2 separate regions of the Homo sapiens genome follow, and region 1 is linked to region 2. A link is an interaction called in ENCODE POLR2A ChIA-PET data of the cell type or tissue named here. Cell type or tissue: K562. All regions are shown on one strand.

The links. Peaks named below come from ENCODE experiments on the same cell type or tissue, not always from the same donor. Only the 100,000 strongest peaks of a DNase experiment are listed, where the experiment ranks them.
Region 1: POLR2A ChIA-PET joins it to region 2 with 5 read pairs; 2 of 35 experiments call an interaction of 5 or more read pairs at or near these places.

The regions. Positions count from the first base shown.
Region 1 is chr2:69,600,752-69,605,751 of GRCh38, forward strand. All of the region lies in intron 2 of AAK1 (AP2 associated kinase 1), which reads right to left. Among named protein-coding and RNA genes, the nearest start is that of AAK1, 40 kb to the right of the region's middle. In K562, no CTCF peak of the experiment used is centred here; DNase peaks (open chromatin) are centred at 580, 2,790 and 3,560.
Region 2 is chr2:69,378,662-69,383,661 of GRCh38, forward strand. The region is part of intron 1 of GFPT1 (glutamine--fructose-6-phosphate transaminase 1); the gene reads right to left. Among named protein-coding and RNA genes, the nearest start is that of GFPT1, 6.1 kb to the right of the region's middle. RefSeq lists an enhancer at 2,810-2,859. In K562, no CTCF peak of the experiment used is centred here; a DNase peak (open chromatin) is centred at 2,840; H3K4me3 peaks cover 351 bases.

The DNA of each region.
Region 1 (5,000 bases), 220 kb after region 2:
TGTGGGTAAAATGCTATCAAACAGGATCAAATACTCCAGACAACTCTTCCTCTTCTTCATGAAAGGAAGAGTTAATGGATGTGGAAAACTTCATTGTTGTCTTATTTTAAGAAACTGTCACAGTCACCCCAACTTTCAGCAACCACCCCCCTGGTCAGTCAGCAGTTATCAACATCAAGGCAAGACCCTCCACCAGCAAAAAGATTATGACTCACTGAAGGCTCAGATGATTGTTAGCCTATTTAGCAATAAAATATGTTTAAATTCAGGTATGTACATTTTTTAGACTTAACACTTAGTAGGCTTAAAACACTTAGTAGACTATAGTATAGTGTAAACATAACTTTTATATGCACTGGGAAACCAAAAAAGTTGTGTGACTCCCTTTACTGTGATATTTGCTTTATTGCAGTGGTCTGGAACAGAACCTGCAATAGCTAAAGTGTGCCCAAGTATACCACTGGGTGTTTTTAATATTTCTTCATATGACACACAGTTCTGGACTCTCTGACATACTAAAAACTACTTGTGTGACTCATACAACTGCAGCCTTAGCATAGATAGCATAGGCTGTGTAACTGGGCTCAGTAGAGAGTTGTCTGATAAGATAAGTCTGTAGCCAGAAGCGATGCTTGTTTATAGGTGATTCAGCACAGAGGCAGTTTATTGGGACTCCAATTGACAGCATCTTAGAGGCAAAGACAAAGGATCAAAGAGCCAAAGATAGAACAGAGCCATCGGCCAAAGCCCCAAGGGGCACTTATGACCAGAATAAACTGGGTGGACCCATCTTGAGCCCTGGGTGACCAAAATAGGAACCCAAAGGTTACAAGCTACAGCCAATCACTATTCTCAAGAGTATGACTAGATTTCAATTAACCTTTGCAAAGACAAAACCCAAAGACCATAGGTAGTGAGTTAAAAAAAAAAAAAATTGGCTTATCTGCCTAAACGGACTGAATGGTTCACTTTCTCTTGGCTTCATTTTAGCTCCAAGGGGTAGAGTCTATTCACTTTGCATGTCTCACTTTGTTGCTTCAGAAGGATGGACACTAGCATTAGTAAATGAAAGTTTGATAAGGAAGAGGATTTATATACAAAGTATCACCCTACAAAATACTTACTAATTACAAAGTGAAAAATAGTAACTTAACAGTGGAGAAGCCTGGCAGATACCAGTTAACTAGATGATTTAGGTTGGTTATCAGTGATGGGACAAGTAGGCATCAGGACCTCTTGTTATGATGCACCTAGAAAGACACACCATTGCAGTATCCCAGTCAAAAACACATACCTTAAATCTAAGCACAGGGAACATCAAAATCACTCAAATTAAGGAACATCCTATAAAGTAGAACTGGCCTGTAAACTAAAAATGTCAAGGTCATGAAAGACAATGTAAGATTAAGGAGCTGTTCCAGATTAAAAGAGATTTAAAAGACATGACAACTAAACACAATGTTTGATCCCAGATTAAATCCTGAACCGAAGGAAAATGTTTTTCTTTTGCTACAACGGGCACGACTGGGACAATTAGTAAAATCTGAATAAACAGATTAGATAACAGTTTATATCAAAGTTAATATCCTGATTGTGACATCTATACTTTGTTTTTTATTAGTTTAGTTTGTTTTTTTAAGGAAATATACACTAAAATGTTTATATTATATACTGTATATAATTATAAAGGGATATTATATATTATGTGGCTGACTTTCAAATAACTCAGAAAAATATGATAAAACAAATGTAGCAAAATATTAACCATCGGTGAATCTGGGTGAAGAGTATATGTGAATCTTGTGTATCATTTTTCTACTGTTTATGTAACTGAAATTATTTCAAAATGAAATTTTTAATTAAGAAAAGAAAAGGACAAGATGAGTGAAAAGTCCAGCCCCCTGAGGCGCTCCTGACCACAGAGACTCAGGGTTCCAAGGCTGGCCTTCCTCCTTTGATACTGCAGTGACAAACAGGATGAGCAAAGACTTCAGAGCTGTGCAGATCTGGGTTCCAATCATTGTGCCTCACATAAACTAAGCTCACTAAAAAAAGATGGTATTTATTATTTCAAATTTTTAAAAAGCAACAGAAAAATATGAAACGCTTCCTCATTTATTTTATGGAGCAAGTTAAGTACAGCCCTAATACCAAAACTCTGGCATTCAGTACAGGTGAAAAGAAAACTATGTATTATCCCATTTACAAATTACTAGTAAATTGAATCAGGCAGTACATTAAAAGAATAAGACACCATGGCAAAATCAAGTTGGTTCAAAAAAGTAAGGATGAATGGATGGAGGGATGGACAAATATCAAGAAATTCATTAAAATAATTTATCAGTTATGGAAGTCAAAAAAGATAAAGACTTAGAAATTCAATAAAGAGGCATTTTCAACATTTGAACATCTTTTCCTGATTTTTAAATGTTTATTTTTCCAGTGGGACTGTTTATAACTTTTCTGATTATAAAAGTAATCATGATTATTGTAAAAATTTCCAAGTAAGGCAAAAGTGGGTAGAATAGAGTTTCCTCACAGTCCATGACACTGTGGAGTCTTTCAAGCTTGTGAAAGCATCTTTACAAGTAGGTAGATCACGAGCCAGCACGCAAGAAACAGAGGAGAGAGAGAGAGAGAACCCTATTCTGAGAATAAAAGGCAATTCCTCTGTTAGCTTGTGGGCTCTCACAAAGCATACCACTGATAAAATGGAGTCACACTATCGCCTCCCTTTCCATGATCTTCCCCCTCCTGCCTAACCAGCCATCACTGCAGAAGGTCGCAAATCCACATGTGAGTCACTTCAGAGCAGCTCTCCTCACATGTAGGTTCTCACCACTCAGATACTATCCATCCTCAGCTATGAAGGGCTCTGTGTAGAAAGATAAGAGGGTAAAAAATAAAAAATTTTAAGAGAGAACATTTAGGTATACAATTTAAAAGATGGGGAAATTAGAGAATTAAGGAGATACTGTGCAGAATTAAAATCATCATCATCATCATCATCATCATCTGCTTTGCAGGCTACACAGCGTAAGGAGCATATTATTTAGAGAACATTTGTGTTTAAATTCTCTGGTGTTTCAGGAGTTGGCAGCAGGTTTTCAGAACTCAGACATCATTTGAGTCATGGACAGAATTGGAAACCTGATGCACTGATGCTGTTTTCTATCTGTGGCTGAAAAATGAGGTATTTTCCGATAATAAGAGATATAGAATCCAAGAGGAAGCATACCCACTTCCAGTTCCAAATAACTTTCCTTGCAAAAGGCAAAGATCCTTCTGAAACTCGGTTAGTTAGAGAGTCTGATCTCATCCCTTCAGAACAACCAGAGCTCAAGGCTGCAGTAACCTGACTCTCCAGTGTTATTTTGACCAACTTCATAGAAACAAAAGCTGCCTTTGATGCACCTCAATGCCTAGCCACCTCACCAGAGAATCAAATATTAAAAATTAATCAGGCTGGCCAGACACCATTCAATGTCAGGCAGCTTTACACAGGAGGTGGAGCTCTGGGGTGACGTAGAGTGAATGCTTATCTTTCGTGTTGTCATGAACTTCTGTGATTTAGCTCACTGCCTATTTCTTCTCCTGGTCATGTCTAATTCTGGGTGGGCAGCTCTGCAGAGGCTGAGCAGCCAAGCTTCCATGTGGCCTCATTGCTTTCATGCTTCTTCTCCTCTCCAACTGTTTCTCTCCTCCTCTAGGGCACGACACCTCCAAATGCTCATTGCTAACTCACCCTCTTACCTTCTTGCCCCACCATAGTATCAGTGGACAAAATCCACAAGCTCGCAAGGTTTAAAGTCATCACCTCTATTCTGAAGCAGACACTGAAGGAACATACGAGCTGACACAGGGGTGGGATTTCACAGGATGGAGAAGGAACAGAGGGACACTCCAGGCTGAGGCAGAGACTTTAAAAACATGCTGAGGATGACTGGGGAAGTGGCAAGCGGTCCAGTGGGGCTGCACCTTAGGGTCCAATACGTCTCTAGCTCTGGCACTGCTTCTCCCGGGTGCCACACCCCAACTGCACCCCAGCCTCTCTGCATGGAGTCCCTCAGATACCTCACACTAAACATACCCTAGCCAAAACCTTTCTCCTTCTAGACTCTAAATTTTGGCTAATGGAGCCACCATGCTTTCAGTCAAGCTGAAAACTTAAGTCACCTCAGACTCTTCCCTCTCTGTCTCAACACACAGTACTTCAACAATTTGCATCAATGCTTCTCCAAAATGCTCTTGAATCCATTCCCTACTCTCAATTCCTCCTAGCACTAATTTCAGCCTTATGTCTCACCCGGGCTTTTACAGAGCCCCAGCATGTGCCACACAAACTCCCACTCTTCCCTGGAGTCAGCCCAGTCCTTGTGTCACTATGAAGCCCTCCCTACCCCAGCAGTTTGTCCCCTTTTTCCTTGCTCTCACCTTGCTGTGTACCTACCTTTACTACTAAAAGCCAGCACACAGAATGATCACTACTTAAAACTTGTTTCCTCCATTCAACAACAAATTTCTCAAGGGTAGACACTGTGTTTTGTAACTTCTGAAAAAGATGCTTCCCAAGCATCTTACATGGTATCCGAACATAGCATTTCACAATGAAATCATGGTAAACTAGTGGAAACCCTAACCATTCTCCTTGCTCTGCCTTTTCCTTCTTATGCATTTTTTCTAACTTTTTATTTTGAATTAAGTATAGATTCACAGGAAGTTGCGAAAATAGTGCAGAGGAGATCCACGTACCCTTCATCCAGTTTCCCCCAATGGTGACATCTGACATAACTATGGTACAACGTCAAAACCAGGAAACTGACATTGGCACAATCCACAGACCTTATTCACTCCAGGCTGAGGCAGAGACTTAAAAAACATGCTGAGGATGTTTTACACCAGTTTTACATGCACTCATATGTATGTGTAGTTGTATGTAAATTTATAATGTGTAGATGTGTGTAACCACAACCACAGTCAGGATACAGAACTGTTCCATC
Region 2 (5,000 bases):
ACAGACTGTTAAACCTTACTGAAAAGAAAACTGACTCGTCAAATTATTAAAATTCCTATGTCTGGTTGCATTTATGTCCTTATGAATACTAAATTTTATTTTTATATATTTTATCATTTGACAGCTGCAATATTTTGGGACCCTAAACATTGTAACTTATCAGTGATAAGTGTTCAAATTCATTCTCTAAACTTAAAACTTCTGAATCAAAATCTACCTACAATGTCACTTAAACTCTAAATTTTATTTTTCTTATAATGCTAGTCACAAATTAATTCATCACCATCATTAAAAATTCAAAGTAGGCCAGGAGCAGTGGCTCACATCTGTAATCCCAGCACTGTGGGAAGAGAGGCAGAGGTTACTTGAGCTCAGGAGTTCGAAACCAGCCAGGGCAACATACCAAGACCCTGTCTCTATTAAAATTTGAAATAAATAAATAAATATTAAAACTATACAGATGCTACAGAATTGTGAAAATCTCTCCTTTCTGTCTCCACACAGGTTCCAACCCCTTTCTCAGAGATAACTACTGTTATTCCCATACACACACTCCCAGTCCTTCAGCTATAAATTTTTCTACAGGCCAGGCACAGTAGCAGATACCTGTAATCCCAGCACTTTCGTAGGCCAAGGCGGGAGGATCATGGGCAGGAGTTTGAGATCAGCCTGGGCAATACAGGGAGACCCTGCCTCTACCAAAAATAAAAAATTAGGCATGGTGGTGCATGCCTGTAGTCCCAGATACTTGGAAGGCTGAGGTGAGAGAATCACTTGAGCCCAGGGGTTCAAGGTTGCAGTGAACTAGTCAATATTATAATTATGGAATCACATTCTACATTTAAGATTTCTTTAAAATTAAGTATTATTTGAGATACATTTTCTTTTTTCTTTTCACCAGGGGTCTGCTCTGTCGCCCAGGCTGGAGTACAGTGGCACAATCCCAGCTCATTAAAACCACCACCTCCTGGACTCAAGTGATCCCCTCATCTCAGCCTCCCAAGTAGCTGGGACCACAGGCACATGCTAATGTGCCTGTAATTTATTTATTTATTTACTTATTTATTTTTAATTTTTGAGATGGAGTTTTGCTCTTGTCGCCAAGGCTGGAGTATAGTGATGCGATCTTGGCTCACTGCAACCTGTCTCCCAGGTTCAAGCAATTCTCCTGCCTCAGCCTCTGGAGTAGCTGGGATTACAGACGTAAGCTACCACGCCCAGTTATTTTTTTATTTCTTGTAGAAATGAGGTCTTACTACATTGCCCAGGCTGGTCTCGAACTCCTGGACTCAAGCGATCCTCTTGTTTCGGCCTCCCAAAGTGCTGGGATTACAGGCATGAGCCAATGCATCCAGCCAAGGTACATCTTCTACAATCCTAAAAGCACATATAAAGGCCAGATGCCGTGGCTCACGCCTGTAATCCCAGCAATTTGGGAGGCTGAGGAGGGTGGATCACTTGAGGTCAGGAGTTCGAGATCAGCCTGGCCAACATGGTGAAACCCCGTCTCCATTAAAAATACAAAATTCCTAGCCAGGCATGGTGACGCGTGCCTGTCCCAGCTACTCAGGAGGCTGAGGCAGAAGAATCACTTGAGCCCAGGAGGTGGGGCAGAGGGTGAAGTGGGCCGAGATTGCGCCACTGCACTCCAGGCTGGGCGACACAGTGAGACTCTGTCTCAAAAAAATAAAAAATGTAAAAGTAAAATAAAATAAATCACACATACAAAAATAACATATGGAGTGAAACAATTAAGACTTTCAATTATTTGTGTGTTTAATTGGTTCATGTCTCCCCTACTTTACTGTAACTATTGCCACTAGAAGGGGCTCCATGACACGTCTCTTGCACATTTAACATTCTGGAGCTCAAATCACTAGTTAAGTCATGACATCTCTATACATTCCCTCACAGTCAACCTATGTCATCATCTTTCTTGAGAAAAAAAAGCATGTACTTCCTGCTCACAATCTTCAAATATTCCATCTCTCTCTCTTCTGACCATTCACATCAGACTACAATTTTTCATCATACTGCCAAGTCAAACCCTCTGGGTCCACTGTGCTCTGACTCCTAGTCTCTGAGCATCTCTACACTGAACTATGACAGCCAAGGAGAACTCATCTATCCTATCCATTTCGGTCCACTTTCGGATGGGCCCTCCGAACTGCTGACCAATCCTATTAATTCATCACTTGCTTAACTTTCAAACTTCTCCCAGATATTATTTTAGAGTCTAAGCTACATACTACTCTCAAATCCTCATTTTCTCTTCCCAGCTTCTTTTTCATTTTTGGTAGATTCTTACTTTATAGAATTAAAGTCTTTTTTTTTTTTAGACAGAGTCTCGTTCTGTCACCCAGGCTGGAGGGCAGTGGCGCTATCTCAGCTCACTGCAACCTCCACCTCCTGAGTTCAAGCGATTCTCCCGCCTCAGCCTCTTGAGCAGCAGCTGGGATTACAGGCGTGTGTTACCACGCCTGGCTAATTTTTGTATTTTTAGCAGTGACAGGGTTTCACCACGCTGGCCAGGCTGGTCTCGAACTCCTGACCTCAGGTGATCTGCCCGCCTCGGCCTCCCAAAGTGCTGGGATTATAGGCGTGAGCCACTGCGCCTGGCCAGAATTAAAGTCTTCATTTTCTTTTTTTGTTTTTAAAATATAGAGACAAGGTCTCAATATGCTGTCCGGGCTGGTATCAAACTCCAAGCCTCAAGTGATCCTCCCACCTCAGCCTCCCAAAATGCTGAGTTCACAAGCATGAGTCACTGCCCCTCACCCATCTTCTTTTCAACAGTTTAACAATATATAAATACTTCTCATCCTTCCTTGTAATCTCAAGAGAGACATATTACACATACTACTCTCTGAAGCTAGCCTCTCCCCTACTTGTAACTTTTTTTTTTTTTTTTAACAGTCCTGCTCTGTCACCCAGTACCCAGGCTGGAGTGCAGCAGCACAATCATAGCTCACTGCAGCCTCAAACTCCTGGACTCAATCCTCCCACCTCAGTCTTCTAAGTAGACTGGACTACAGGTATGCACCACCATGCCTGGCTAATTTTTTTTTTTTTAATAGAGATGGGATCTCACTATGTTGCCCGGGCTGATCTTGAACTCCTAGCGTCAAGCAATCCTCCTGCCTCAGCTTCCTGAGTGGCTGGGATTACAGGTGTAAGCCAAAACACTGGCTACTTATAACTCTTTTTTTTTTTTTTAATTGAGACAGAGTGTCACTCAGTCACCCAGGCTGGGGTACAGTGGCGTGTTCTCAGCTCACTGCAACCTTCACCTCCCAGGTCCAAGCACTTCTCCTCCCTTAGCCTCCCAAGTAGCTGGGATTACAGGTGCGTACCACAACAGCTGGCTAATTTTTGTATTTTTAGTAGAGATGGGGCTTCGCTATGTTGGCCAGGCTGGTCTCAAACTCCTGACCTCAAGTGATTCGCCCACCTCAGCCTCCCAAAATGCTGGTATTACCAGAGGGAACCCCACACTGGGCCTTACTCCTAACTCTTGATGAGTGTTTCTCCAACTTTGTAAATACAGAACTCTTTTGTTAACATCAAAATATTCTGAGGCTCCTTCACAACAATGGGTTAAATTTTTATTATTCAATGATCTAGAACAATCTTTATTCAACTTACAGACAAAGTTATAAGCATATGAATAAGCAATGAACACCCTGTAACAACTTCAGGGCTTGTAGGTCAGGAACCACAGCTCTAGAATTCAACTTCTCAACACTCCCAGGGGACCTCAATCCCAAAATCCTCTTCTTTTTCATATTACTTGCAGCCCTCCTCCTAAACACAAACTGAGACCCTTCTGCCTTGACATATGCAATTTCTCTAATAATTTCTTCATAACCATATCCAATTAACTTCTCTGCAGTATTACATATGAATGACCTTTTTCTACTTTTATAGACTCTGTTCAAGGCAATATACTACTTTGGAACTCTTCTGCCTTTAACCACTGTTCCTTGGTCTGTTTTCCTGGCACTTCTATTTCCTCCTTCATCTGGTAGTAGTTCTCAAACTATTTCCGCCTCCATTCACTGACGGTTAACATATGCCATTAATGATTACCTCTCACAGTATACTAATACTCTACAAGTTGAGTAAAAGTCCTGCCCCATCACCCAGAACATTCCTGAACCTAACACAGAAACCCAAACCCCAGAGCTCTCCAGTCTCTAAATTTCTACTCATTCTACTTGTGGTCTATGACATGGCAATGAACAAGGACTGTGTATTTTCACCTGAAGCTGTTGCATGTGCATTCATTTTCTTTCCTCTGATCAGGCAGCAATTTCTTGAAGGCAACTCTCTTATTTTAGTCATCTCTGCAAAGGGCAGAGTGCCAAGTATAAAGCCATCATTTCAAATACCTGCAAGTATCTTCTAACACTTTCTAGGCACCTGAAATATACGGTCAAAAAATTCTCAAACCACAGAAACAGAACACTATTTCACCGGATGCTAAAAAGGAATGAAGTAAAGAAAGGTTTCATAATTAAAGGTTTAAGAACTACCTGGTTAAAGTTAGGTATATATTTAGAACTTTCTGGAACCTTTAATCTTGCTAATTGTGAATCTCCAAGAGCAGAATTTCCCAAACTTGTGTTACAAAACCCTTTCCCGCCTTCTACTGCTCATTACCAGAACCTATTAACCTCCATTTCCAGGGGACAATTGAAGAAATGCTTATTAAGCAATTATTTTCTCTCACAACTTCTTCATATCCAGTATATGTAAGGATATGTTAATAGTACTGGTTTTATGACCAATCCTAGCAGCCAATCTCAGCATCCCTCAATTATCTCCAAAGCCATTAGACAGTATAATTACAAAAAACTTTTGAAAAATTCATTTTAGGATACTTTAAAATTGCAAGTTCCTTTACTGCTTTTAAAAAGGATCTCATTTGCAAACATTCCATTTATTTATTTATTTATTTACTTATTTATTTATTTATTTTGAGACAGTCTCTCACTCTT